Linked DNA regions of Homo sapiens: region 2 is linked to region 1. A link is a loop called in an ENCODE intact Hi-C map of the cell type or tissue named here. Cell type or tissue: endothelial cell of umbilical vein. All regions are shown on one strand. Each heading gives the region's core, and the rest is flanking DNA. Links, peaks and the distances in the headings are about the cores only.

Region 1 (16,083 bases), core at 3,042-11,041:
CAGTGCCAGGGTTTGAGAGAAATGACTCCAAGTTTTAAAAGTTCTGTGTGGGTAAAATGCTATCAAATAGCACTGCATACTACAGAGAAATCTTTTGTGAAAGGAAGAGTCAGTCAATGCAGCCAGCTTCATTGTTGTCCTATTTTAAGAAATTGCCATAGCCATCCAACCCTCAGCAACCACCACTTTAATCAGTCAGCAGCCATCAACATTAAGGCAAGACCCTCCACCAGCAAAAATACAAAGACTTGCTGAAGTCTTAGATGATCGTTAGTGTTTGTTATACATTTTGTGAATTAAAGAATAGAGTATTCTTTAATTAAGGTATGTACTTTTTTTAGACAAAGTGCTATCACACAATTAAGAGACTACAGTATATAGTAAACATAACTTTTATACACAATGGGAAAACAAAAAACTTGTGTGACTCACTTAATTGCAATTTTCACTCTATTGTGGTTGTGGTGATCTGGAACCAAACCCTCAGCATCTTTGAGGTATGCCTGTGTGTGTGCGCACAACTTGACCCTGAGTTAACTGTCTTATTCTTCTCTTTTATTTCTTAGCAAATTTGCCATGATTTAAAAAAGAAAAACAGCTTATATTTATATTCCTACTTCCTCATTCCTCATTTACTTCTCAACCATCTGTTGGCTTTTGCTCATATCACTTTATGTAAGAGAGGTCATGCCAAAGCTATATACATGGTTCCTTGTTCCTGGAGGGGATATCCATTTGAAACAGATATAAATATGTGTGGATATATATATATGTATGTATGTATGTATGTATGCAGGCTTTTATATATGTATTACTGTGTATCACAGAACTTTGTTATAGCCTCTGAAGTTAGAAAAACAAACAATATAATATGCAGTTCCAAGAATATTTTAATTTTTATGTTAGAGACAAAATTAAATGAAACATCACCACAACTGAATGTTAACTACTTAATTTTCACAATTGCCTTGGCATTAATAAAGGTTATATGTTTTCAGGAAAAATGTGTGTGTCCTTAAAACACAGCATCAGTATGTTAGCAGACAAAGAGCAGGACTGTTGAAGTTGAATATAACTTGATTTATTAGTTTTATAAAAGTACATGTGATATGAATCTTTTTATCATGTGGTTTATCTTGTCATGAAATGCAACCTTTGTTTAAAAAGTTGAGCTCCTGTAAAAGGTGACTGGAATGAGAAGCTGTATTTCAAGATAATGATATTTAGATTGGACATTTTTAGGATCCATACATAGAAAAGAAGCTTTAAACCCATAAATTCTTCACTAATTCAACCAACTGAACAATTTGTGAAAATAGTGGATGGAATACATTTACTTTCCTTATAACATAAAACTTTGTGTGTTTAAAAAAAAGAAAAAGATCAAATTAATGATATGCCTCCAAGACACTATGTGTTAATCCTGGATGTATAGAGAATTCCGAAACAGGAAAAAAAAAAACAAAAAACACCACATTTCTGAATTTACATGAAAGCAACTTGTTCTTATTTATATACTTTTAGTTAAATCCACCTGAAAAAACCTTTATACTCTTTTAAAATCGGATATATCTCATGCACAAATTTGAACACAGAATGTAAAATTCATTGCCATCTTTGAGTCAAAAACTTTTCATTTTTGAAATAAAGTATGTAGAGGTGAACAAGATTCCTAGTGGTTGCTTTGGATGATTACATAATGAAAGGAAAAAAATGATTTATTTACACTTAGTACCTATTAAAATGATATAAGTAGTGGCTTGCACTTATATACTTCTATCACAAAATAGTATACTTAAAATTATGACAAATATAAGATGCTAAAAAGTCCCTTCCAATTATCAGAGTAAGATTAATTTGTAAATTTTTGAGATAGTACATTTTATATTAATAGAATTGAATTTTGTGTTAAACTTTTGTTATATTTGAGTTCTTCAAAATAAGGAAATGCTAGATTATTTAAAATATGTGAAAGCAGCATATTCCTTGCCCCCAGTTATATTTTATAATTATAAATCTGTCCTGTAACAGCACTCATGCTTCCAACCTCTGTTACGTATTCTCAATTTATTTGTTGTGATGTATTAGGAACTATCACTGGATCTGTGCTCTGGGCTGCATGCCTAAAGTTCACAGTTAAACAGGACACTGTCCCAATACTGTAGATTTTTTTTTTTTAATCCAGAGAGGAACAGAGGAGAGATGCCATGGGTAGAGTACAGAGTGAAGGATATGTATATGGCTTTGCACAGTGTGCTATGGGATCAGAGGCCAAGCATCTAAAGGAGCCTACAGTGGCAAGGAGGTTCAGGGACATCTTCCAGGTGGTGAGGATTACCCTGAATTTTGATTAAGGAGTAAGAGTTATTAAATAAAGATATGCACATATTAGTTAATGCATCTGGATATTCCCATTCATTTCTGATGATTTCTTTGAAAGAAATATTCGTAGAATCTAGTTATCACTTGAAAATATTCACAATCTATTAACAGCTCAGTTCATTTATCAACTTTTCAAAAGTGGTTCCTCTATGCTATTAAAATCACCAGATGCTAAACAAAAACCAAAAGATGTACCCTTAAACCTTACATTAAACTGTATGACACTGTAGTACATGCAGTAAGCAGAGTTTAATTAATTTGAAATTATATGTGTATTATTTCAGTCTTTTGATCATTTTCAAATACTCATAGGCCGAAAATTTTAGCACCTAGAGTATCTTAAAGGGTTCCAAAAATTTTCATCAAACTGTTCGCCATTATTCACAATATTTTGTCACCAAACCATCTGAACATATTCATTTTTGTCTCGCTTTTCAACACCCAATCCATGTGTGTTCCTCAAGCACATATAAAACAATCCATTAGAGCTAGCAATAACCACACCTTTCAAAATGGTGAAAATTCCAATCAGAAGCAAAGTGAATGGGCATTTTACCCTGCAGAGTCTTCTTATATATAAATGTATGATTTTTGTAGAAATTTTTGAAACACCAGAAAGAGTTTATAATTTCTCATTACTTTTTAAATGAATCATTAGCATTTTAGGAAACCAGGTTGAGAATCACAGTATTCTTACAAAATGTGGAGTGTTGGTCAGAAAATTGAAATAAGCTGATAATAGGACGGCTAGAAAAAGTAGTTAGAGTTTTGATTGAAGCTGATATTCCTCCACAGTATCAGGTTCAATGAGGTCCCTCTCTGTAATACTCTTCCCTTATAGTAAAACATACATTCAAATATATTCCAACTACAAACACTAATCTTCACAGTCTTCATTTGCTTATGAAATGCTTTCTTTTAATACATTATACCTATAAAAGGATTTGTCTTCATCTTTTCTTGAAAGGAATCAGTTTTCAAATGAGGATGTAGTTTTTGCTGTTGTAAACTGCCTTTTTGTAAATTTACAAAACAATACTTAGACATTTTTTGAGTATTTAGGAAATTTGAGTATTACTGCAATCTTTAATAATTAAATAATATAATAAATTTTATCCAATAAACCTTAAAGTTTAAAATTTTTCCTATTTTACCATTCCTTTGATTTCTCTATTTTAATAACATTTTATTTACAATCTATGCATAAGAATAAAATAGGACCCATACATATACTTTATTAACATATTAGGCATGAGTTGCTTGTGAATATGATATAAATATTATACTTAACAGCTCTCTAATACACCTATTAGTTTATAATCTATGATTCATATGGCTTTATAATTGGCACAATCAGGTTTTAAATCAAAAATTCTCCCCTCACTACCACTACCCACTATCTCTTTAAAAACCACCTAGATCATTATTAAAATTTAAATATTATAAAATTACACTCACTTTTTTATCTTTATTGTATTTGTTAAATATCTCCTGGGCTCTCTCTTCTCCTCCATCCGTGAATAGCATAATAATCTTATTGCAGTTTGCTCTGGAAACATTATACTGTTAAAAACAAAACCAAACAAAACAATATGCGTATTATTCACAATAAAAGAGAAAATAAAGCTATATGGAACGAGCATGAGCAGGTTGCAAGTAATTAATGAAATATCTGCTCACAAAATATATTCTAAGAACTGGTTCCTGGATCAGTTCAGGCCCACCCCCTTCACCAGGCCTTCCCCTCACCACCCAGATAACCATAAGTCTATCTCACTTCCTTCAGTCTTTGATCATACGCCACTTTATCATGAGGTGATTACTCACAACTATGTTTTAAATTGCAGTCTCCCTCCAAGATAGTATGTTTCTTCATAGCATTTTACTTTCTTTTATATACATATTTTATTTTCTTGTTTGTTTATTGTTGGTATCCCCCAACAGAATGTAAGCTACATAAGGGAAGGAAGCTTTGTCTTTTTTGCTCAAAGACTTCTTTGTCCCTCCATAGAAGACTGCCTAGCACATAATAAAATCTCAGTAGTTTATTAAAAAAATGAGCTTTTAATAAATGTCAATTTTATGCACATATGATTTTATAGTATAAACAAAAAATAACATTAATTTAAAATGTGTATCTTCAATCCACTTTCAAATAAGTGTTTTCTTCCCTCTTTATTCATTCTACTTTATTCACTTCACATGTTTGAAATCACAAATCCTAACACTGGTCACCTAAAATGCAATGCTCTTTTGTTCCTTTGTAAATGCTGATACCTATTCCCAGGATGTCCTCTTATCCTCTCTCAACCAACCACACATATTCTAATCCTGAAAGACTCAAGTCCATGGTAAATCTTCTTACACTTTAAGGTCTCCAAAAGAGTTAGATATGGGAGAATGATGGATTAGCACCAAAGGGCCATTAAAATGAACAATTAATTTAGAAAGCTGGACTTCTCCGAGGTCCAAAATTATTATCTTAACTTTTCTACTGTTGTGAAATGTGTTTGCTTTAAATGCTGAGAATAAAAGATCACACTAATTTATGAATGCTCAGCTTCTTTGAAAATGTCAACCCTAGGTTCAGTGCTGTCCAAAAGAAATATAACATGAGCCTCATATGGAACTTTAAATTTTCTAATAACTACTTTAAGGGGAGTAATAAGAAATATCTGACATTAATCCTAATAATATATTTTCTTTAACCCAGTCATCCAAAATATTAATCAATATTAGGTATCAATCAATATTGAGATGTTATACAGCTTTTTCTTCCATAAGTCTTCAAACTTCAGTATGCATTTTATACTTACACAACATATCATTTCAGATCAGCCACCTTTCAAGTGCTCACTAGCCACCTGTGATTGTTGTTACCATATTGTACAGCATGGCACAGCCCTGGCTTTTAAATGACTAATATTTTTTAAAAATTATTTTTTCTTTAGTGTTCTAAGTCATTGAAGGTCCATGCTCTACCTTATTTTTTCAAAGAAGATAAAACCCATTTTCCCTTGTGAAAATTAATAAATACAACGTTTTTCTTTATTAATGAAAAGATCCTGTTTCAGGTCATCTCATTCCATGGACTCAGCCATTAGAACATTGGCAGTAAAAGCTTTTAATCAAACATTGTGAAAGCACAAGTATTAACTAATATAATTTGTCACTTTCAACATGGCTGTTATCTTTGAAGGTAACCTATCTGAAAATCTGACTACACAAAAAGTTGCCTATTTTATCATCAAAATAGTTTTGTGAAACATGCCTCAAATCCCTTAACTAAAATTAGTTTCTCTAGTGATTTGTCTTTTTTATCTGCATGTGTAAAATAGTCAAAATAATATGTACCTAAAGAACTATCCTGTAAAAATGTTAAACAAAACCATAGGACATGGTTTTGTTTTTGAAGTACTGAAAGTACTATTATTGGATGCAAATATCAATGTAAATCAACACATTAGGTCTTGCTGATCATTTGTATACTTACGTAAATAAAATTATAACAACATTTCCCGAGAGAGAGATGTTAGGGCATACACAAAAGAAGGAATATGGGGAAAATAAAGAAATTGTTTTGCCTTCAACATGATTTTTCCTAGGAGTAGCCTCTCAGGACTTGTGGTGGAGCCAAGTACATAATAGCAAATTTTCCATGCATTTGCAATTATCTAAAGAATCACACAGCGACAACAATTAACTGGCTTTGAACAAATTAAGCCAAAAAAACAAGATTGTTTCAATAAAATTACAATTAGTAGAGTTGGTAACTTACTTTAATATGGTAGTTTGCTGTATTTCTGTGTGCCAGTATATAGCACAGCATCTATCATATATACACTCTATATAAAGTTTTTTTGAAAAATGCATATATATGGTAATATTTTATGAAATGGTACCTGAAGATTAATTCAAATCTAAATGTAAGTTTTACTTTGGGACTGATATGTCTAATGCTATTTAATACTTGCTTCAGTGATCTTAAAGGTAAATGCTGCGAGGACAAAAAAAAAACCAGAATGGCATTTGAGCAATAAGATGACTGGAAGTGTTTGAAAGAAAACACAATATGCTTCAAATTATTTTAACATAAAGAATTTCAATATATATGTGGGATGTATGGAAAGTAAAACACATTAGACTTACTTAGGGAACAACTGGGACCATATTTTAAAAATCACTACAATTGTAGCAGTTATAAAGGCAGCAGGAGAGGCCAATAGGAGTTAAATCATATTTTATCAGCAACTAGTAATAAATCTGGAAGTTAATGTGGCCTCTCTAGTGAGGCTACCTCTGAAATTGTACTTTACACTTGAAACTCCTGATCATTTCACAACTGAAACCTAAACAGGAGGCAATGAAGTGAGGGGAAAAAAAATACTAAGAAGAATAATTAAAATGCCAAGATCAAGGAAACTCAATTATTGACTTAAGCAAAAAATAATTTTTATCAAAAACAACCATATTCCTTTACTAGAGGAAGGATACATCTTAATCTAACGGTTAATTACAGTACAATTTTGTAGTTTTGAGCTTTTAATTTTTATTAATGAACATACAACATTTAACAAACATATGCATCTCACCACACATTATTTCCCTTGGAAATAGCAGGGCTGCACATCTCTGATTTTCTGTCTTCTTAATCTAACGGTGTCTATTAAATAACATGACCTCAAATTCAACATATCTGAAACTGAGCTATTTCTACCCCCACATTTCCTCTATGTGTGTTCCTGTGCAATCATCTACTTACTAGTTCAGTTCAGAGAATGTAGAGTCACCTAAGCCCCTCTCACTCTGCAACCCAGCCCACACCACTTAATCAGTTCCCATGCCATGCTCCTTAATAGCTCCTCACTTCTATTCCCACACCAGCATCTCTACGAATACCTTCCTTAACTTAGAACACTCCAAGGCCATACTATAAAGTTTTCCTTTGCCCCTAAACACTTCCTTAACTGATACCTCATGGCCTTTCCATTTCCATCAAGTTCCTATATTGCTCATGTCCCAACTATGCCAGCCATCTGCAATTTTTTACTGTGCTATGTTGTGTCACACTTCTGTGATTTGTCTAAAATATGCTCCTTTTTCTGAAATAATTTTCCCTTCCTCTACCTACCTAAGTTCTAATCATTCTTCAAAACCTCATTTTCACGGAAATGCCACACTTTTCCTGACCTCCTTTGAGGAGCTGGGCCCATCCTCTGTGCTGTCCCAGGGAACACGCTAAATATCCTGTAATGGCACTTGCACACTGTTCTGTGGATGATGATTTAGCACTCAGAGCAGCTGGTCCTGTTTACTTCTATAATTCCAGCACCAGCACTATGACAGGAAATGGTGATGCATTCAATAAATTTTGGCTGAATGAATAAATGAATCACCCAATTGGATATCTCAAAAACTATTTAGAATATTCACTCAGGAACAACAAACTCATATTTGCATAAAGATCAAATATAAGAGTTCATTCAGTGATTCAGCAAATATTAACAGACATTATGATCTGACTTTTTACCAGATGTGGGCTAGTAATTACAGCAATAATGACCATGACTCCAATACCACCCAGCAACCTACACCTGCGTGTGGTTTGCTACATGCCAGGTTCCGTGGACAATCTTATGCACAATTCTCTGAGGTACATGTCATAGTGACCTCTAATGCATACAAGTGGAAACCAAGGTGCAGAGAAGTAAGGTTCCTACTCTCAAACATGATAATAATATTGCCTAGTAAGAAATAAAATAATTGAACAATGGTCCCTGCTTTTAAGTAACTCAAAGTGAAATAGAGGGCAAGGCAATTTAAAAACACTAGTCCACAGTATGAGACACACACTATAAGGCTGGAAGCGGTAGCTCATGCCTGTAATCCCAGCACATTGGGAGGCCAAGGCGGGTGGATCACCTGGGGTCAGAAGTTCAACACCAGCTTGGCCAACATGGTGAAACCCCGTCTCTACTAAAAATACAAAAATTAGCTGGGCATGGTGGCGGGTGCCTGTAATCCCAGCTACTTGGGAGGCTGAGGCAGGAAAATCGCTTGCACCCAGGAAGCGGAGGTTGCAACGAGCCAAGATCGTGCCACTGCACTCCAGCCTAGGTGACAAGAGTGAAACTCCATTTCAAAAAAAAAAAAGACACATGCTATAACATGGGGCAATAAGCACGCCAGTATCTGACAGTCTAGACACTGATGAGTGATTGTGGGGAATCCTCACTCAGAAAGAATTCCTGCTCCGGGAGTTGCATTTCTGTTCATCTTAATGTCTACCATTTGGAACTTTCTGTACATTTTAGGAACAATTTAAAGACCCAAACTAGATGTTTAAAACTAAAATGTTCTCAGTAACCATTTGATGATTGAAAGTGCAAGGTTACAGATAAATACTGTGGTGATTGAGATAAGAAAAAGTAATGATATTCTATATAGGCCAATTAAGTTTCAAGTGCTTATTCAAAATTAAATTATTTCCTTATAAATTTTTTTAAAACATAGATAAAAAATATCAAAAACTTAAAAATCTACATTTTAGATGCCTTTTGAATTTTAAATTCAAAGATAAAAATAGTTCAAAGGTTTCTTCTGCCTGCACACATCTGTGTTTTAAATAAATGAAAAACAGCACTATCTAATCCCAGAGAGTAGTAACTATCAGAATATTGAAATTCAGATACTACAATTGAACAACAACAACAACAAAAGACATAGCATGATACTTACATTAAGCAGCTGTTCAAAAGCAAAACTAAAGCCCTTCTTATAATCTGTAATTCCTTTGGCTGTGATATTATTCACCGCGTCTTTCAACACTTTTTTATTTCTTACATTTGCTTGGACAAGGTGCTGAAAACAGCTTACATCCTGAGCATTGCTGTTAAACTGCAAAAGATTAAAAAGTAAATATATAAATGAACATTAAAATCAACCATATAGTTTTCATAGAATTTGTGTTTGATACTCCTAAACGGTATTGCATTGCTTACTCTTTCAAATGGAAAAGTGAGTAGGCTGGTGACAAAGGTGCATTAAGAAACCAATGGCTATTTTCATCTGAGCTACCAACCCATACTGGAACGCTGAGTCTGCTGCTTATATTCCCGAAGCCTGCTTTCCCTGCTTATAAATTTGAGAATTAAATTATATGACATCCCTTCTAGTTCTCAAATTTAATGAGCATGTAGAAAAAATAATCCAAAGCAATGAAATAGATGCAGGATCCAGAAATGATATGGGATGCTTGCCCTGGTTGTGTGGACATGTTAAATATTTTCATTGCCTCTTATTAGGAAAGACTGGTTGGAAAAGTAATACACTGAATAACATGAATCAATGTTTAGTCATTTTGAAATCTGATGGTACTGTCTTTCTACAGAGGCTAACAGAGGAAAGCAATCTGAATCAAGAACAACTGGTAGCCTTTTAGAAATATCACTTTAGAGGTTACTAAAGAGTGCCAGGGGAACCTTGGAGGCAAGGTGATGGAGCCCTGAACAGCAGAGAGGCTGTGGGAGAGAAAACATCAACTCCAACGATAACTGCCCAAAATGGAAAATTTAAGAACGATCATCAAAGTAACTTCGTCAACCCCATAAAAAATATTCACATCGTTCCCTGGATATTTCCAAAAAGAAAGAACAATAGGAATGCTGCAACAAAATCCAGGATAAGAGGATGAGTGGAGTCATCCAATCATTTATTAACTCTGTAATTTGTGAAAGTTATTCAGGCTCTTGGCACCTAAACTGTCACATCTGCAGAATGGGAATAATAAAAAAAAGCATATTTGCCAGAAAAAAGGGACTGGCCAGATAAAATGTTAAAGATATTTTCACATCAAAAACATATACTTATTTTAATGAGTGGGTCATAAGTTATTACATATTCTTGCAAATATAATTCATCATTTTTTTCTCTGAAGATCACTGAACGTAATTATAAGGTACATTGCACAGTTCATCAGTTTATTAAGCAAATATTTACTAGCAGCCTATTATATGCCAAGAATCATGGCAGGTAGTAGTTTTATGCTTTCAGACATAATTATCTGCACACACAAAAATACCATAAATATATAAACAGTTATATAGTGTCTACTATGTGCTGCATTTACTACATATTCTACAAATGTAAATCATTTCGTCTTTGCAAATGCTCTGCAAGATAAACATTATCATTATCCCCATTTTATCTACGAAAAAAACTCATCCTGCATTGCCTCTCAATATAGTATAATAAATTATGATTCATTCTATAAAGCAATATAATATTATGCTCTAGAAGACAATATCAGGAGAGGCATTTCTAATTTGGACTGCAAACATTTGAAAGAAAATTCTCCTAAGAAAAGGCATTTCCTGTGATTCCAGAGAAATGTTCCAGTGAAGAGCACAAAGGAAGAACATTCCAAGCAAACAGAACAACATGTGCAAAGGCCCTCACATGGAGACAAAAGAAGCCTTTTTAAGAAAACATAAAGAGAGTGAGTTTAGCTCGGTCTCATAGGAGGACAAAAGACATAAAATGAGTTCAGAGAGGGAGGCAAGGGCTAGATCATGTGGAGTCTAATGGAAATGCTGAAGATGATTTTATTTTCTGTGAAATGGAAAGTCACTGGAAGATCTTAAGCCAAATGTAAAATAATTGAATCTGGAATTTTAAGAGTGCATCCTAGCTGCTGTGTGGAAAATGGACTTGAGATGAGCACAATATAAAGCAGGGAGAGTAATCAGAAGGCTTTGCAGTAACCTAGCTGAAAATACATAGTGGTTTTGTTATTTGTGGAGATGGTTAGAAAGGGAAGAATTCAGGAGGTATTTCTGAGAAAGAATCAAATAGGACTTGGTGGTGGATTTAGCAGGAGGATGCATAACAGAGCGGTATCTTCAATAACTGCCAGGTTTCTGACATGGGCATCTGGAAGGATAGAGGACTGGAGGGATGACTGGTTCAGGGATAATTGAGGAATAGAGAAGAGAAGCACAGAGTTCAATTTAGGGTGAGGTTTCAATACATGTGAGATATGCAAGTGTACATGTCAAGAAATGATAACATTTAAAGCATGAGGCTCAAAAGAAGTCTTGGCTAAATAATTTATTCAAAAAAAAAAAAAAAAAAACAGAAGGCTTCAGGAAAAAAAAATGGTTTAAAGCCATAGGAAAACAAAACAAAAAAAAGTAGAGTAGAATAGCAGTCCCTGAGAAAACTAAGTAAGAGCAAGTTTCCATGGAAACAGGAGAGAAATCAGGAGATTGGACTGTTTTGGATGAGAGAAAAATGTGTCAAAAGGAAGACACTGTGTGGAGACAGGGAAGATGGGGACTTAAAACTGCCCAGTAGGGCCGGGCACAGTGGTTCAGACCAGTAATCCCAGCATTTTGGGAGGCCAAGACGGGTGGATCACCTGAGGTCGGGAGTTTGAGACCAGCCTGACCAACATGGAGAAACCCCGTCTCTACTAAAAAATACAAAATTAGCCAGGTGTGGTGGTGCATGCTTGTAATGCCAGCTACTCATGAGGCTGAGGCAGGAGAATCACTTGAACCAGGGAGGCGGAGGTTGCAGTGAGCCAAGATCACGCCATTGCACTCCAGCCTGGGCAACAAGAGCGAAACTCCATCTCAGAAAAACACAACAAAACAAAACAAACAAAAAAATGCCTGGTGAACTCATCCACATTATGTAGGCAGCCTTGGGTTGGGGGGGTGGGGAGGGCAGAACGAATGGACAGCAGGAGCATCTGAATGCAGGCAAATCTGCAAAGTGCCTTGGCTGGATGCAGAGCTGGAAAACAGGGTGGCATCTGTAGGGTAGACTGGGGGTCAAGAAAAGTCTATTTTAAAGCTAGGGGTCACTCAAGCATAAGAAGACTGGTGTTAAAGAGAGAAGGAAGAAAAAGATGCAGGAAATAGAAGAGAGGTAAAAAATAAAGCTCGTCGAAAGGTAGGGACAGATGGATCCAGGTGACACACAGAGGAATGGCCCTTTAGGAAAATGCACATCAACTTCATTATTCTAGGAAAGAAGAGTGGAAGCTGACCGAGCCAGGTGGTATGTGGATTTGGATGATGATAGTTACTGTCTGTGGCATTTGTCTCCTTTAACAATGAGGCAAGATGATCAGGATAATGAGAGGAGAAGGAAGGCTTAGAGAAAAGAAAAAACAAGAGGTAAAATGTCCTGCACAGATAGTAAGTCCTTTTTCATGTTTATTTTGAACAAGACTTTCATGAATATCACCAGTGTGAGAATAAAGTTCCAGTATATTTATTTACTGTTTTCTATAAATTCAAATATTGAAAACTGAGTATCTTCAGGTCCAAATGACCAGTCCCACTGCCTCTTTTATCACTCTTCTATTCTTTGGTTATTGGATGCAAGCTTATTCTACATGTTCCATTTTCAAAACAAATAAATGTTAGCATTTCCCTGTATTGGTAAGTAAAAATACAGTTTGCCAATACATTAATAGTAAAGTGACCTTAGAGAATTATTAGAAATGGTTACAGGAAATATTATTAACTGACTTATTTAAACCATGAATCACCATAAAGGTACAAGTTATGCAGAAATTGAGCACTGAATAATGTATTGCTCAGAGTCTTTCAGTTGGCCTTGACCTGCTTTTAACACAGAAAAGTGAAGCATCTCATTAAGTGACTTTAACACAAACTGATTAAATGTAAATTCATTCATTAAATATATATTCAGTAGTGTATAACAGAATTACTATAATTGCACTCATAGTAAAACTCACAAATAATGTACAGAAAGGAATAACTTACAAAGTATAACTCCCTATAGCAAATCTTACTCTCCTAGGAAAGTGATGAGAAATTTGAAAGTTTACAATCAGATAAGACTATATTTCACAGATATCTTAGACTCATCAGCTTATATCGTATTATGTATGTTTTAAAAATAGGTTAATTTTCATGGGCTGAAGTGGCAGTCTTTGATAACACGTGCCTACATACTAATTTAAAACCACATATTAAAAACCTTAGAGCAAAAGTGTAATAGCAAATATATTACAGAACTTTGAAATGGTATATGGCGAGTGAAAAGAGATTGAAGGAGCTCTGATTTTTTCATCAATTAAGAAAATACTTCTTGTAAAAGTGTGTATTTAACATGACAGAGTCAGAAATCCAAACTAACATCACATTGATTCCTTTTCCAATCCCAGAAAATTCAACTAAGTAGGTCACTCATTAGAACTGCTGAGGACAATTTCTGTTAGCCTGTTTAGATAGGAAGGCACGTGTGTTAACATGGGCATCTGGGGTAAAAATCCTGGAGGGTTTGTATTTCTACTCCAGCATTGGGGCATTCTTTCCTTTGCCCTTCCACATCTCTTGTTCCTTCTGCCAAAAACACTTTTTCCCACTATATGTACTGTTCCTCTGCCTACAATACTTTTTCTCCCTTCTTCACTCAGTCCTCATGAAAGTTTTCATGACCTTCCCTGACTAGATTAAGTCACCCAATACTAAGCTCTCTTAAATCTATCTCTTTTTTACAGAGCACCAGTTATAATTTCATATTTCTCTGTATCCTAGCTTAATAAATAGACCCCTCTATTGGATTATTAGCCCACATGGCCAGAGAATATGTCCACACCACCACTGCATTTTCTGTACTTGGCATGTAATAAACATGCTATAAATATTTACTGAATAAATGAATAATGGATAAATGTTTAAACTCTTTGGATGTGGACTTTAAGAAAATTAGAAGCCAGTATAAAATGTTGATCAATAATCAAACTATGGAAATTAGAAGTCAGTGTAAAATGTTAATCAATAATCAAGCTATAGATTTATAAGTAGATGAATTGCATCTTAGCTCTGCAATATGTTGTTAAACTTGTACATTCAAAAGTACAAATACTCTGTCCAAATAGACATTAAAATACTCAAATAAAGATATACAGAACATCTAACATAGAGTCTGACATACAGTAGATGTTAAATGGCAACTCTATTGTTTTAAAAATTATTTTAGTAAAAAGGATTAGGATACTCAGTACTAAAATTAGAACAGATTCCTAATTCATAAGATTCAGATAAACTGCCTCAGCTGTATTGAGCTTGAAATAAAGTTCACTAACAGGATGATACAAGTGTCCCTCAAACATTAGTTTGGTGTTTGAAACAGTTTCTGATAAAACTATGATCAATGCATTTCAATACTTCCAAAGAAACTTCTTATTAAATATCCCAGTCAGGTACACAAATTGAAAGATGCTTTCCAGTCAAAACAAAGTATCAGTATCTCAAATGAAATAACCCAAGCTTTTGGTTTTGTAAAGGCAGTCTCTATTTTTGCTCTAATTTCCCCTGCTGAATATGAAATCATTCCATAAAATATTTCTGAGAAGAGGGACTCTGCTTGTCATCACATTATGTCAGGATACAAACAATGAAATATTCCTGTTGCCTTAATACACGCTACAAGTCAAAGAAGCAGAAAGTTACGGGAAGTGCCCTTTGTCTGGAAATGGCAACTAGAACACATCTTCTTGGAGTACCAAGTCTTCCTTTGAATGGTTTAGTGCAGTCAAGTAGTTCTGCACTGGAAACATTAAGAATTAATGACAAAAGACATTCTTAAGGTCACATATTCTACTTGAAACTTCAGTGAAAGAGAAGTAGCTCATTTATTATTTGCCCACTCAACCTGTCTTTTTAAAATTATTTTTAGTTTTAAAAATGAGAAAGGGTCTTACTATTTTGCCCAGACTGGTTTCGAATTCCTGGCCTCAAGTGATCCTCCCACCTTGGCCTCCCAAGCAGCTGGAATTACAGGCATGAGCCACTGTATCCAGCTCTCAACATGTCTATTAATTCGCATCCCTTCCCCTCAGAAAGACCGTTCTCCTATGTATGGATTCTAAATGTTTAAAGGCAGGCTTTCTTTAGGGTACTTTGTACATTGTTTAGTCCTAAAGCATTTTTAAGAAGCAAAAATAGGACACAACTATAGTTTCTGAAAAAATTGTTCAATATTTATTACTTAACATGTCTTAATGTTTTATTTTCTCTATTTCTGGCATGTAAAATAAATAATGGTGCAAAATTGTTGGCTCAAGCCATGTAATCATCAGCAAAAATAATAATTCAAATCCAGACCTGACTGCTTTGGAAAAGGATTTTTTAAATTAAAATAATATTAGTACACTTATTTACACAAGTTAACTATGATGGATAACATACACAACAAATTTATATTTTGTAAGATTAAATAATTTAAATAAGAAACAATAAAATTTTGCATATTAGTAAGTACAAACACAAATTATGGTATCAGACACTATCCACATTTTGGCCACCAGATGGCAATGCAGGAAAATAAAAGGAAAATGACCAGAGGCTGTGCGCTCCAAAATTTTGGCTGTGCTTGTTTTATGTACTTATTCCTATTTTTAAAAAACTTTCAAAATTTATTTTGATTTTCATATTTTTCATAGTAGATTTGGACTATAAGAGATTATATGAAAATGATTATTCTAAAATCCGGATAAAATAGCTGATAACATTTATTCTTACATATGTGGATACATTCCCAGTTAAGAGTTATTTCTGGAAAACTGATAAGAAATAAGATTTATAAAGTGGCTGTTTAGAATTCAATGTCTGGGTGAAATGTTATAACTGCAGTCAGGACTTTGGTTCATTTGCTACT
Region 2 (16,083 bases), core at 4,267-12,266, 410 kb before region 1:
TTTAAAAAGCTTCATTGCAATTATTTTCATTGTTTCGTGAATTTGAAAAGGAATATCACAGTTTTACTTAATTGTTCATTTGTTCTATTCTCTAGGTTAAATATTACTAAGCCTGTAATTGTTTTTTAGCTGATATAATCTCAGATGCCCTCCAAAATATATGCATGTTTTTGAAAGGCATATCTGTAAATTTCTTAAGTGCAATGTCCCAAACTGTACTTGGTTATTTTGCAAATGGAAGTTGATTGGTTCAGAGTAGTATATAATCCTCTTGAGGTATACATTATACTTACATGATAACAGGGTAAGATTGCATTGACCTTTTATTTTCTACTAACTTTTGTTTGGATACTTCTATAAGAAAGACAAAATGGCTACTAATAATCATATTCAGAGATACTTAGGTTTGAGTCCTAGCTACATAGTCACAAAACTTAAAATGTATCTCATAATGTCTATTATATTATTTGAATAAATGTTGACTTTAAGTCTCATTGTTCTCTTTTGTAAAATAGGTATATAGGTTGTGCTAAGTATGGTGTCTGGTACATAGCACACACATTATGTGTGATATTAGCAGGAAATTATCATTTCTTAATTTCATTTTCAACATTATAAAGTATTCTAAGAAGCCACGTCTTACAGCTAATTTGCCTTTTTCCTTCTTGAAAAGGAACTCATCTTGATAAGCATAGTTTTAAAATACTCCCTTTCTTTTCAGTCAAGGGAATTTTAACCAGTGAAGCCTTTTCCTTGAAGATGGGGAAATCCATAATATACAGGAGATGTCTTTGATCAAACTCAATATTTTCTGCCTTGGCCATCATATATATTAAGATGGCATGGTCACTTTTCTCCAAATGGCATTAACTTTACTTAATCCTTGTTCTTGCAGATTCAAATCCAAGATAGCAGCTCACCCTGCTTACTCCCTTTACCTTCTTGAGAATCCTCTAAGACAAAATAAATATATAATAAAGGCTCTTATTTTAGTAAAACATAATTTGTACCTATCTATATTTATTGCTATCTGAGTTGTCACATTTCCACATCACAAGTACTTCTTGTCTCTGACATAGTTTTGTGATCAAATCCTCGTCATATCCTGTAGCTCACCTTTCAACTCGTCCTTTTAAATGGCTGACACATTTACATTAATACCATACAGCCTACCGTATATTTCTATTTTCCTTCTCCTTAAAACTTCACCAAAATTTTCCCCACCATCCTATAGCTTTTTATATATGTGGATATTTTCTTGATACCAAATATAGCTATATTTGATTTTTTTGTGAGAAAATCTGCCCTTTCTTTTAAATATTACAGGCACGAGCCCAGTATGACTAGTGTTAGTTATTTTCTGATTTCACATTTTTCCAATGAGTATTTATAGAAACTTGTAGATGTCTGAAACATACTTTCTGTCAATTACTGCTGTGATTATTGGTAAGATGACCATCTACTCTATCCTGGCATAATTACCAAGTGTTCTTTCACTCTCAAAATGACTGTTTTGAAGGGTGAATTATACAGTTTCTCTTATTGGAAATATAAGTTTGCTTAGAAATGTTATATCATATTGATAAAACTATTAAAAACTCAATATAAACTGAAGATGTTTTCAATCATATATATAAGATTTCAAGGCTAACTGTCGACATTGTATTTATACTCTGATTTTAAAAAGAGTTCGATTACATATTAATTTTAGTATAAACATTCTAAGGCAAGCAGCCATCAGACCCATTTGCTAATATGTTAATGAGGAAGTGCATACATGTATATTAGTTGCATTATGACAATTCTCACAGTATATGAGGATGATTATTATGGTGTCTATGCATTTCAAGATGTATTTGAGGAAAATAGCCAAACATATACATATGAATGATATGCTAATAATGTGATCATATGATCAATGTTCATATTTAGCAATATAATGTGTTCTATAAGATATTCTCGTAAATCTATATATTTTGGTTTTCCACTAGTCCCAATAACATCTCTGCTCAAGCAGTATAGAACGTTTAGATTTTTTTTTAACTTCTTCCTATTGTTCTAAACCACCTAGGTTATGTATACTGCACTTTCTGTGTCTTTTTCCTGTGGCAACTCCCACTTATCATTAAATACCATCCCCAGATGGAGTTAATTATTCCTTCCATTATCACTGCACTCCCTTCAAAAGCATTTTAATTGCCTGTTGATGTATTTCTTTCCTATCTCAAATTATGAGCACCTTGAAAGCAGAGATCATTCATTTCTATCATCATATTGTATGTCTTGCATACAATATGGAATTCAGTTAATAATGGAATAATATGTGAATGTATGAATTACATGAATGAATGAGTGAATAAATGAAAGTGTGAGTGACTTACTAAATGTGTAATGGTTATGAAATTTAGAGTACAACCAAACGTGAAGAATGCAGCCTTTTTACTTCCTACTTATAAAAATAATTGAGTGTCAGCCAGGCGCGGTGGCTCACACCTGTAATCCCAGCACTTTAGGAGGCCAAGGCGGGCAGATCACCTGAGGTCGGGAGTTTGAGACCAGCCTGACCAACATGGAGAAACCCTGTCTCTACGAAAAATACAAAATTAGCTGGGCATAGTGGCGCATGCCTGTAATCCCAGCTACTCAGGAGGTTGAGCCAGGAGAATCACTTGAACCCACGGGGCAGAATTTGCACTGAGCCAAGATCATGCCATTGCACTCCAGCCTGGGCAACAAGAGCGAAACTCCATCTCGACAATAATAATAATAATAATAATAATAATAATAATAATAATAGTAATAATAATAATTGGGTGTCAAATGGGACCATATTTTGGTATTACAGATTAGAAATCCATTTTCCTCCCAAGAAAAAAAGTGAGCAAAATGATAATAATTAAAATCAGTTTTCACATAAAAATCCAAATTCCTAGCTTCCCTTGGAAAATCATAAGATTTGGCAATACATAGTATGCATTCCTAAATGACAACCATTGGCTCGAGTTAAACAGTAGCTACTTCTTTGAGTACACAGTCCCCATCCCTATATTCTATACAGGATGTCTCATTTATTATTCGTGTATAAATTTGCCACCCAGGATTCAGTGAGTTCTATTAAAGCACTAACGTGGGATTGTTTTAAGTTAAACATCACCAATTTCAGTAAAAATGAGTGACAGACATTTTAGGGAGGAGAAAAGGAATGGAGAAATATGTAAAACTGAGGCATATTTAATGAAAATAATGTAAAAGGCCTTGTCTGAAACTTAAAGGAAGCAAAATAGTGCAATGTTTAAGAGCCTGAATTTTAGATTTGGAGAACTGATCTAGAATTTTGCTAGATTGGACAAACTGCTTAATTTCATAGAGGTTAAGTTCCCTCATTAGAGAAATAGAAGCAATAATAATTATAATAGTTTAGATCTACCTCTTAGATTTGTTGCAAGGATTAAATATAACCATATATATGTAGGCTTGGTTGAGTGTAAAGGTTTTAGACATGCCTAGACATGCTCAGACATTTATGATAGCCTAAGACAAGTCTTATCCTAAGACAAGTCAAAGACATATATAGAGAAGGGCTACAGGAAGAAGGTGAAGGAGAAGGGGGAAGCTTTCTGAGAGACAAGCATCAATGCCTGGAGCCACATCTAACAGCTTCATCCACATTTTGCAACAGTACTTAGTGTAATCTGGACATCCCAAGGGCCTCTGCTGTCTTCCCTTCAAATGTGCATATTCTGTTTAGACACAGCAGTATCTTGCAGATGATTCATTGGGAGATGGTAGGTTTCATTGGAAGTGGTACAATAAAAAGGAGAGATAGTGATACCCAGAAGCTGCCTAGCAGACAAAAGGTAGTACGGCAATAGCAAGTGTCTTCATGAGTGCCAGTGAGACACTTTCAGAAACATGTCTGAGGGTTACTTTATTAGGCAGCTAATATCCTTTGTGATAAGAAGAGGCAAAGGCCAGTAACATTTGTAAAATAGCTACTATGACATTATCTGACAATTGCATTATATAGGTAACAAAATACCAAGTGTGGTATTTTAATATTTGAAGAATTTTCTATGTATTCAGAATCCTCTGTGTAGCAGAGGTAACTTTGCATTCACCAACACCCATATCCTATTCTTCCTGATTCACGGCTACATCTGAGTCCTTTATGTGTGGTTAGTGAATGTGGAAGTGCTGTACACAATTCCAGGCCTGTCACCTAAAAACCTCCAGAATGAGCCTATTAACTCTCTGTGATGATCAGACACAGAACCATCTTCAGTGATCTTTGAGCCCTACTTACTGGGAGAGCCACACAATTTAAAGAACTTTGGTCCCTAAATGACAATGCTGAAAACTACCCATCAAACAGTAACATCTGCAATAGGCTTGAGTGAAAAAGAAATGTCTGTTGTGTTAAGCCACTGGTATTTGGGGGTTACTTACCATAACAAATAAATGTGGTCACCCAAATATTCTGAAATACCATCTCTTCAGGTCATTTCAGTTATCTGAGTCTATGTAAATAAGAAAAAAATAACAGCCAGAGCTAGCTAAAATCAGAAACCACAAGCAGTCTTTGTTCACAAGTAAGTAGTTATTTGATCTGTCCCACAACCATCATTATTTCCAATTTTGCATTGTCTACCTGAGAACTATCAAAAGCACGTCTGTCCTACTCTGTTCCCCATCTGGAAGAAAGTAGACATGTTCAAACTTCCATAGCCATTTCTGCAGTATTGTTAAAAAATCAGTGCACACTCACAAACCTGTACTTTTCTTCCTAAAATAGGGTGTTGACCTCAAACAAAAACAGGTTTAGGCTACATCTACATGGGTGACCATGTGTGGCATAAAATAGATTTTCCAGCATGCGTTTATTTGGCAATGACTTAAAAGTGCAACCAGATGTTTTCATAGAGAACAGCTCTTTTAGCCACAAATGTTTCCAATTTAAATGCATTTGTTTTGACTCTATTTTGCTGCAGATGGAAAACATCCATTTTCTTTCTTTCCATTGGGGATAGACAGTGAACGTTGGCAAATCTCATAGAGAATGATTACCAATGTAGACAAAACTTCGGTGAGAGCTGAATCTCCAGGAGAAAATTTTTAAAAGACAAGTTTGCATTTTAAACAGGTTGGCTCTTTTAAGACCATTTTCCCCCTCTAATTTGTACCATAAGTCTTAAACATCTGTATGTGTTTGAGCCTAGGGAACTTACCTTACTTTTAAGTGATAAGTCAAACAGATCTATTCAGAATGACAGCATAGCTTCCGGGCGTGCCATTGATAGTTACTGCAAACAGATATTTCAGATTTTCTTATCAAAATGTGAATTATGTAGGTGTGCTTTACTAAATTTTCTTGCAATTAGCAGGTTGAAATATTACAGGAATTGTAAATGTCTTTATAAAAATAACAGAAAAGCTTTTCTTATTTTTTCAAAAACAAACTAATGTGTACGTGACAGAGTATAAAATGATCTTGGCAAGAGTACAGATTTCTGTTTTAAGAAGCTGGGAGTTATATTTTAACTCATGAAAAGTAATGTTTTCTTTAACCAAATTATCCTTAACATTTGTTGTTTTAGTTTAACTCTATGATTTCTGAGAAGCTTTTGAAAACAAGAAGATATTTTAAAATTTTATTTCCTGTTTTAGACATTTAAATGAGTAAAAAAGGTCCAAATACTGTTTTGAGCAGTAAAAGTATTGTTTTTCCCCTGGAAGAGTAAAATCTCTGTCAGCCAGACTATAATACTTTCACAGACTGAGCACTGTGATACACATATGCTATTTTAAATGTATAGACCCTGTAAGAAGGAGCTAGAAATGCTAAAATGAATATTAATTTTTGCAGTAGTAATTAGACTGATGCAAGAACAATTGTCTGTTTTTCTCCTATGTCTTCCCACTTGCAAGTATTTCAGTTAAGATGTCATTCTTTGTGGAAAGTATTTACATATATGTTTTCTTAGTTTTTCCTTCTAGATAATATTAACTTTTGTTAGATATCTTTTGATTACTTTATCTGTCATAGATATTCCAATGAATTTTCAGTAAATTAAAGTTCATCTTTTAAAAAACCACTTCACCCACTCTTCAAACTACCTGAAAGAGTTAAGTATTCACCACCTACTACACATAGTCACTTTGGCCTCATTATACAGGATATTGTTCTTACCAATGATTATCTGTTGAGGGAAATCTGGGTTTCTCCTAGACCCCACTTAAAGAGAGGAACACTGTGAGATCTTGGCCCTGTTGCAAAACCTCTCCAGTCATTCTCCCAGTTTGTTATCACTGGGGAAATAACTTATTTTGCCAGACTGCAGAGCTGGACAGGGTTCTAAGAATGTAAAGTAGTCATAGACTGTTTAAATGATCCATTGGAATTGACTGTTGGCTGGCAGAAGTTATCGAAGTTATCTGGAAAAGAAAAAAGCCATGGTTCTCCAATTTTCCCCTAATAGTACTATGTTGTTTAATTTGTAAATTATAATGATAAATAGCAAATATTTTCACTTTACTATTATCTCAATCTGAAATACTATATATGATGTGAGTTTCTAATGGGAGAATAAAAGAGAAGACTATCTGTATTCTACTTGGGCTACATAATTCATGCTACATTTAATTTTTAAAAATTCTACAGCTCTATATTTTTTTCTAAGTAGTTTAGCTTTTTAAAATTATAAAGCATTTTCAGTAGGAATATTTTATACTATCATAAAACATAATTCTTTCTTTTTAAATTCGTTGATATTATATTATGCTTTTGTATGCATTTTTACATTACATTATGCTTAAAAGCATAGTTTTTGTGTTTTATTTAAATTAAATGTCTCAATATACCCTTGCCTCTTTTAAAATACTATTGAATGTTTTCTAACGTGTAAAGAAAGACACTCTCTCCTGCATACACAGCTTGACATTTAGTTTGTCAACTTAATATATGAGAAAAGTGTAAACAGAATATGGAAATAATCACCATAAAATTTTTATTTTTTTAACTATTATTTGGAAATAAAATCAAATTTCTAAAATTATATTAACAAATTAAATATTTACAATTATTTTTCCAAGTATCAGAAGAATTAATGTTCAAGAATTAGCCCATAGAATTAACTTATTTGGTATGGCTTATAAATCAGTTTTCAGATGAATAACATGAATTTTCCCAAGTAATCACTCTTATTGCCATTCTTGTCTTAATGTGAAAATTTATTTTTTTGTCCACTGGTTTAAAGTCTTTAAATGTAGCTAATCTATTTGAAAATATCTTGAAAAATTGCTAGGCCAGTGAGATTCATAAATATCAAGTTACTGTCTTGTGAATTACATTTTTCTTAAAATGTTTGCTTTTACTATTTCACATGCACTTAAGGGATGAATGTTAAAGTTTTTGAACCTATGTATATAGCTTTCAGTTACTTTCATAAATGTATGTGTGCCTTTTTAAAAATCAGAAATTCAAGAGAATCCAATCAATACTTTCTATTACTTTATAGTTACAGAATGTAGTCAGAGTATAGATAAATGCTACTTTGATGATTATTTGCTGCATAGACAATGAAAATCAATGTTTCGTGCTCTATGAAAGTGAAAATAACTTAATTTTAGGAATTTCAAATAAGAGTAGATTTGTGACATAATTTTCCTAAATTTAGAAAGCTATTGTTAAAATATATGGTACAAAAAGTATAAGACGATGAATGTAGTAAACAATAATTTCCTTTCATAAATGATGTCATTGACTTATGGGAATTACTAGGCTGTACATCTGGTACTTAGTGACTAATACTGAGCAATCGAATCAGAAGATCTTAATTCAGTAAAACTGAGTAATCATAAGGATGTTAAGACTTCCTATAACAACTCAATCTAGCCTATGAAAAACATGGTTCTGTAAAATCAGAATACTTGTCTTTGAAATTTATTAATATATGTTTAGCACAATTTATTGAAATCTGTGGAAAACTAAAGTTCCCATTATTCTCATCACAAATAATTACTTAAAATTTAATGTATCAGGAGCCATGAACTAAAAAATATAAAGTAGTCCCTAAAATAAATAAGGTCTGAACAGAGACTCAAGAGGATAATCGAAGAGTCGAAACTTGGTAAACAACAGACTCTTACTTTATGACTAATCTTAGTCACTGATTTATATCTATATTTGTGTAAATTGAACTTTGGCGAAAATAGGATAAATTAATAAGGCAGTAAGGCTTCTAACAGTGACCTTGGGATATTCATTATAATTATGTTCCTTTGTATTCCTTGTCTTGAAAGGGAAGCCACGGGAGCTTATATTCTTGAAATACAGATTTTGCCTAGTCTTTCTGAGCCTTCATTTAACTATACTTTATTCTCCACTCCTAACTCTTTATCCTATCACTTACTTCAAGAAACAAAAATAACAGACATTTCAAAAATACATTCTCAATTTAATGTACATGACATTCTATTCTTGTTTTGTTTCTGCATTAATGAGAATTATTCACTCATAAATCTGTATCAGCTGTTGATGTGAAAATTACTAGAATTTTAAGACAAATAGAGTACCAGACAATGATATACAATTAAAATGCTTTATGATGAAAGCCATAAAATCTTGACATTACACCTATAGATTAATTAGAAGTAATGTAGGTAGTATTCTCTGTATATGCAAATAATTTATGCTGAACATGAAAGCAAATGGTTAGAAATGAAAATGTAATCTGCAAATTGCTAAGGAGATTTGATTTCAAAATCAGAAAGCCTAGATGACCATACTGCTTCCAAATCTGCTCTAGTATTTGCATACCAATTCTATGTATTTGGCAAGTTACGTGATTTCCCTAAGCTTTAGTTTCTTTTTCTGTAAAATGGATATAATAAAAATATCTACCCCAAAGTATCAGGTGAACCAAATATGAATTTATGCAAAGTTCTTACTACAGAGCTAGGCAGATAGTAAGCATTTAATAAAAGGCTGGCTAATCTTAATAAAAATAATACATTGTAAAACAATTTTAGTTATTTTATGTTTTGTACCATCTAGACATGTCAAAAATATAGATTACTATATTTGTTTTTAGATTCATGTGGTGTAATTAGATACTAAACTGCATATGCAGACTATTGTTTATCAACTGAATCTGTCACCATATTCATGCATGTGCTGGGTCTTTTGAAAGACCAATTATAAGCAACAAAAATACAATTTCAATGCTTATGCTTGCATGTTTACAATCTTGTTAGTACTCTGTTAGCAATGAAAATTACAATATTGAATTTGTTAATATGCTGGAAAACCACCATCCCATGTATGTTATTAAAGTCATGTTTAATTGTTTCTCTAAGTGTAAAAGACAAAACTTTTTTCAGTCATAATTTACAGTTTAAAAAGCTTTAATTTGGTATCATGAAAATGAAAATATGGTGATATGTTTTTTAATGAGAAAAGGAGAGAAAGACATAAAATGTAACCAATATGGCTAAATGAATTGAAGTAAAATAAGTTGACATTGTGTTTCATGAATAACAATTGCATAGTAATTAAAGAAAAATAATATTGTTGGTATAATTTATCATCTAGTATGTGGAACTCATGTTTTGACCATTAATTAATTAACTTGTTTTGCTGAAAAATGATATATTAAACTAGTTTTCATTTGAATTTAATTTTGTTCTATTTGTAAATATGCTTGGGATTTATAGTTCTATATAGCTATAAACATTAAGAGTTTATTCTATTCTGACTATAAACCATTTCCAACCTAGTGGTATGTTCTGAGCCATTCCAAACTTAGTGGTGAAAAAGAACCATCATTTTATTTTGCTCATGGATTTTGCAAATCAGGAATTCATACAGGCCACAGTGGAAATTGCTTGATTCTGCAAAAGCATTGGCTTATAGCTAAAACTATCTGGAGGTTTCTTTACCCAGGTTCTAGCGCTGAGATGAAACTAAGAATGGCTTAGCTGGGATTATCAACCAAAGTGCCTGCAGGTGACCTCTCAATGTGGCTTGGGCTTTTCAGACATGAGTCTTCAGACTTCTTACATTATGACTTAGAAATCCAAGACCAAGTTATCTAGGAAACAAGGTGCCTGATCTTTTATAATGGCCACACAAGTCACGCAATATTACTTCTGGTATACTCTATCAGTTACATTGTCATGGAGCACTCAGATTCAAGTGAAAGAGACCTAGACCTGATTTCTTGATGGGAGAAATGTCAAAGAATTTGCCACCATTTTTGAAAACTACACTTGTGTGCCTTCTGACCATAAATTGTTTATGCACATAACACACAGGAAAAATGAACTTACTCTCTTCCAAGACCCTCAAATGACTTGTAAGATCAAGTTCATACTACATAATTTCATTATTTAAATAGAACCAGATACAGTTGAGGCTCCTCAGATGCAATTTTTTTATTATTACAGTTCATTTAGATCCATCTGTCTCCTACCACTACCACATCTGACATTCAATGGTGGGATTACTTCAACAGACATTTTTTTTTTCCTAGAGTGAAAAAGAAGGTACATAAAAGTTGCTTCTAGTTCGTAACAATTCTGTAAACCAGCCAGCCCTACCTGCCATTATTTGATTAGGACCGAGGCCTGCTCCCTGAAAATGATTATCTGCAGCATGTGGCTCCACCTTGCCATTTGTATCATGTTCACATTTTAGTTTACTGCCCATAGACATTTGAGGCTATAAAGGCCTCTTTTTATTTTATATTGTTCACATCCCTTTCAATCTAGGCTGGATTCTACTAAAAACTCTGTCAGTGTTTTATGCATCAGTATAATTCAATTCATTAGGCAAAAGCCATATCTATAAATATCTTTCACTTATGCCTTTTGCTGTCTGTCTTAAGTCCCATTACTGTGTGGGACTGCTGTATGACGAAACCCTTAAGGTTCCTAGAAATCCTATTTAATAGTATCTCCAAGACTTGTTATCCTTAAAATCCTTGGGAGGTCTTATGTCTTCCTGAAACATACTTAAGAAAAATATTTTAACTCATTTTGGGATCTTAACACAGAGTTTTTCTCCCAAACATTGGCTTCATTTTTACCCCAAAGCCATGTTTTCTTGACAGCATTCCGGATCTGATCTTCGTCTTGATGTCTTTCTTTGAGATTCCTCTGCTGGCTGGAAAGACAGTTCTGGGTTCCCTGTGTGTTTTCTCTAAATTCTACTTGAAAACGAATGGTTTGTTCTTTAGTTTATCTCTCTACTCTAAAATTTTAGTATAAGAAGCTAGAAGAAGTCAGGTGCTACCTTTTAACATCATGACTGGAATTCTTACCCATAATAGGGATTCCATTAGGTACATTTCATTTTTTTTAATGTTACTACAATGCAGTGATGTGAAATTTTCTTCTACTGCATGACCAAAGTCCCCTTTCCTCAAGCTTCCAGCAACATTTTCCTCACTTCCATGTAAGCCTTTATGGATAGGTTCCTCAAGGACAGCAGACTTCTAAGTAATTGGTCCCCCAACTAGCATGATATAGGTTTTTTAATGAAACTCCCCTAAGATTTTTGTCCTATTCCCAAATTATCTTCCTGTTTTCTGTTTTTATATAGCAAACCCCCAAACCTTAATGACAAAAACAAACAAACAAACAAAACAAACAAACAAAAAAAACAAGCAATCTTCTCTTGCTCATGGTTCTGTGTCAAAACAGGTGCTGGAGAGGATGTGGAGAAATAGGAACACTTTTACACTGTTGGTGGGACTGTAAACTAGTTCAACCATTGTGGAAGTCAGTGTGGCGATTCCTCAGGGATCTAGAACTAGAAACACCATTTGACCCAGCCATCCCATTACTGGGTATATACCCAAAGGATTATAAATCATGCTGCTATAAAGACACATGCACACGTATGTTTATTGCGGCACTATTCACAATAGTGGGTTGGAACCAACCCAAATGTCCAACAACGATAGACTGGATTAAGAAAATGTGGCACATATACACCATGGAATACTATGCAGCCATAAAAAAGGATGAGTTCATGTCCTTTGTAGGGACATGGATGAAACTGGAAACCATCATTCTCAGCAAACTATCGCAAGGACAAAAAACCAAACACCGCATGTTCTCACTTGTAGGTGAGAATTGAACAATGAGAACACATGGACACAGGAAAGGGAACATCACACTCTGGGGACTGTTGTGAGGTGGGGGGAGGGGGGAGGGATAGCATTAGGAGATATACCTAATGCTAAATGATGAGTTAATGGGTGCAGCACACCAACATGGCACATGTATACATATGTAACAAACCTGCACATTGTGCACATGTACCCTAAAACTTCAAGTATAATAATAATAATAAAATTAAATTAAATAATGAAATAATACAATTAAATTAAATTTAAAAAAAGATTTAAAGACAGTATGGTAGAGAGAGCTTGCCTCTGCTTCATAATATATGCAATCTCAGCAGGAAAAACTGGACTATCTGGGAGTAACTTAAATGGCTGGATTGAAATGATCTGGACCCTTTTTTGTTCATGTATCTTGTACCTGGGCTGGGAAGACTCAAAGGCTAGATTCATCCAGAATTGTTGAGCGGAACTGCTATACAAGGTTTCTCCATTTGGCCTGGCTTTCTCACAGCATGGGATTTTTGGGGTATTCAGACTTATATGATGACTCAGTTCTTTAAAAAGCAAGAGTTCCAGCAAAAGGTAAAACCCACATAGCATTTCATTACCTAATTTGGAAAGCCACATAAGGTAACTTGCCACATTCTTGCATATGAATTAGTCACAAGCCTGAGCAGATTCAAAAGAAAAGACTAGAATCCACTTCTCAATGGGATAAGTGTCAAAAATTATGGCACTATGTTCTAAAACAACCATAATATATAAATCATACATATAAATAATAAGCAAATAATAGTGACTTCTTGTTTTTAGTATAGAAATAACTCCATGTACATATTCTTAAAATACATGCTTCACATATTTATTGTTGGAAAACTGATCTAGATTTTTCTACAAATATCCAACTTAACATAAATATTTCTTTAGTTTATATTTGGTTTGAATATGCAACACAGTCTCCAGGAGTGAGCTGATCAAAATGTGAATATATGGAATAATGTTATACACACTTGCAAATTTATCAGAAAGCAAATTAACTTTAAAAATCCAAAACAATACCAAATATATTGCCCTTTCTTTTTATTAGTCTTTCCAATTAATAAAAGTATAGTCTTCTCTTTCTGACTTATTTAACTATTCCAGTTTTTTATATTATATCTACTTTTTAAAAATTAGAAATTCATACAAGAAATTTTGGACAAAAGTATGTAAGTTGTTTCATATTAATCTTTTAATTAAAACAGCTTTCTGAAAGCATCAGGCAGCTAGAATTTTCAGGGCCAAATACAGAAGAAGAGAAAAGAAACACAAATTGACCAGTATTTTTCTCTGCCCTTAAGATTATACCTAGACCAGCTCTGGTACCTCACACCTGTAATCCCAGCACTCTGGGAGGCACAGGCAGGAAGATCATTTGGGGTCAGGAGTTCAAGACTAGCCTGGGCAACATAGCAAGACCACTTATCTACAAAATATATATAAATAATATATATATTATAATAATATAACTTATATATTATATTATGACTCATATATAAGTGTGGTGGCACACATTTGTAGTCCCAGCTACTTGGGAGGCTTAAATGAGAGGATGGCTTGAGCACAGGAGTTCAAGCTTGCAGTTAGCTATGATCATGCCACCACATGCTAGCCTAGGCAGCAGAGCAAGACTCTATCCTGAAAAGTAAATAAATACATAAAACCGTTTTTTATTCTGAAAGCTGGAGGTGAGAAACTAAGTAGGCAAATGTTTTAGTAGAATCAAAGATTTTGTTAAAGAAGAGGATACTAATAAATCCAACAGATTTTCCGATGAGACTCAGATGTACTACATCACAGGAGTCATAGCACTGCATTATAGAAATTTACCAGGTTTTGGAAGTACCAAAGGCCATATTTGATAAATTTTGCCAAATAAGAAAATGTTATTGCAGAATAGAAAACACAAAAAGATTACAAAACTGAAAATTAAAAATACAAAAACTGGAAAGACAGCTTGAGCTCAGGAGTTCGAAGCTGCAATGAGCTATAATGGCGACACCGCAGTCCAGCCTGGATGACAGAGCAAGACATGGTCTCTTAAAAACAAACAAACAAATATAATACTATAACTGAAACTAAGAAATTAATATGTAAACAAAGTTGAAGAGAGACTTAGTAAACCGAGAGATGAGAATATATCCTACTAAATAAAGCTACAAAGGATGCAAAGTGTGGAAGTTACACCAAAAACTATTAAGCAAACATATAGAAGAGTTTTTAAAAGTCTAGCATACATGTAATTCAGTTTAGAGATGGAAAGAAAGTATAAAATTGAGAAAAAACAATATTTGAAGAGATGACAGCCAAGAATTTTCCAAAACTGACAAAAGATAACAAATTACAAATTCCAGAAGTACTACATATACCTAAGTAAGATAAATACGAAGAAAACCACATCTAGTGGCAAAATTTACATTAGCTTAAAACTAAACATAAAGAGAAACTTTTATGACAATCAGAAAAAATTACATATTAGCACCAAAGGAAAAAAGTCAAAAGCAAAAAAGTCAAATCAGTGACTTCTCAATAATAAAGGACCATCACAGGAAAAGGGAATTACTATATCTTCAAAATGCTGAAAAACATTTTTAAACTCAAAATCTATATCCATGAAGCTTATGCTAAAAAATTGGTCATAATTTTATAATTTTTATGTAGGCAATCTTTTTGCAGAAAACAAAAACCTCAACAATAAAATAGAAAAATATATAAAAGATGACCTTAACAAAAATTATGAATTTCTGTTAATCAAAAGCTATCATTAGATAAACAGACAAGCTATACAGATCAATAGAAAATGTTTGTAATACTCATACCTTAAAAAAGACTTTTATGAATACCCTAAAAATACTCCTAATAGTCAGTGATAGAAAAACAAGCAACACAACCAAAAATGGTTAAAAGACTTGAATAAACACTTCATAAAAAAATATTTTTGGTTGGCCAAAAGCTCATGAAAATGTGCTAACATTATAAGCATCAGGTCAATGCAAATTAAAATTACTACGAGATTTCATTTTACACACAATAAAAGGCTAAACAAACAAAAAGACTGATATTGCCAAATGTGGAGAGGATGTGGAGCAGCTAGAGTTGAAGTGTAAATGTTACACCACCTTTGGAAGACTGGCAGTTTCCTATATGTTAAATAGACACATGACTAAATAATTCATTTCTGGGTATTCACCCAATAAAAACATATGTTCACACAAAGACTTGTGCAAGACAGCCATAGCCATCTTATTTATAATATATATAAAATGGAAACAACTCAAATGTCAATTAATAGAAAATGGATAAATGGTGATATATTCATTTAATGGAATAATATTAAGTGATTAACAAGGAACAAACCATTTATGCAACACTGAGGATACATCTCAAAAACATTATATTGAGAGAGAGAAGGTAAATACAAAAGAATATATACTATGTGATTTCACTTATATGAAGTTCATAAAACAGGTGAAATTAGCCTAAATGGATAGAAATAAGAAAATTTCAGTATTCAGACCTGAAGGAGGATTAGATTATCCTAATCTAAATAAAGATTAGAAACTTTATTTCTTCTTCATCACCCCCCTTTTCCATTTTTAATCAAGTTAGAGATTTTAAAGTATTGCTAAAGTCAGCTGTCCTTTCACCATTCTGTTATCTAATAATAAAGTAGAGCAATAAACCAATTTTTTTTCAAATCCAGTTTCAGAGTGATTAGACAAACTGATCTCACACTAGGAAACAGCTTGAAGTGATGTAAAGTTGGGTATGTAAAGTAGTTTGAACTTAAAAAATTTTTTGTTACATAAATATATTTTAATGAATAAAAAATACAGATAAATGTATAGTCTTTAATCATTACAGAAATTGAATAGGCGGTTAATCCTCCCCTCACTCCCCAGCAAAGAAAACTGCA

The links. Peaks named below come from ENCODE experiments on the same cell type or tissue, not always from the same donor. Only the 100,000 strongest peaks of a DNase experiment are listed, where the experiment ranks them.
Region 2: it touches region 1 in a loop (6-fold over the local background); 1 of 110 quality-filtered maps calls a loop at or near these places.

Annotation. Positions count from the first base shown.
Region 1 is chr7:82,028,957-82,045,039 of GRCh38, forward strand. CACNA2D1 (calcium voltage-gated channel auxiliary subunit alpha2delta 1) reads right to left here. Exons shown (of 39, transcript NM_000722.4): 11 at 9,121-9,279; 12 at 3,841-3,945. It overlaps CACNA2D1-AS1 (CACNA2D1 antisense RNA 1), which reads left to right. Exons shown (of 4, transcript NR_110077.1): 4 at 1-999. Among named protein-coding and RNA genes, the nearest start is that of CACNA2D1-AS1, 28 kb to the left of the region's middle. In endothelial cell of umbilical vein, for the core only: no CTCF peak of the experiment used is centred there; DNase peaks (open chromatin) are centred at 7,715 and 10,935; H3K27ac peaks cover 4,082 bases.
Region 2 is chr7:81,619,927-81,636,009 of GRCh38, forward strand. LOC100128317 (a long non-coding RNA gene) reads right to left here. Exons shown (of 11, transcript NR_126025.1): 2 at 5,226-5,300; 3 at 4,447-4,517. Among named protein-coding and RNA genes, the nearest start is that of HGF, 140 kb to the right of the region's middle. RefSeq lists an enhancer at 2,943-4,142. In endothelial cell of umbilical vein, for the core only: no CTCF peak of the experiment used is centred there; a DNase peak (open chromatin) is centred at 7,925; H3K27ac peaks cover 2,355 bases.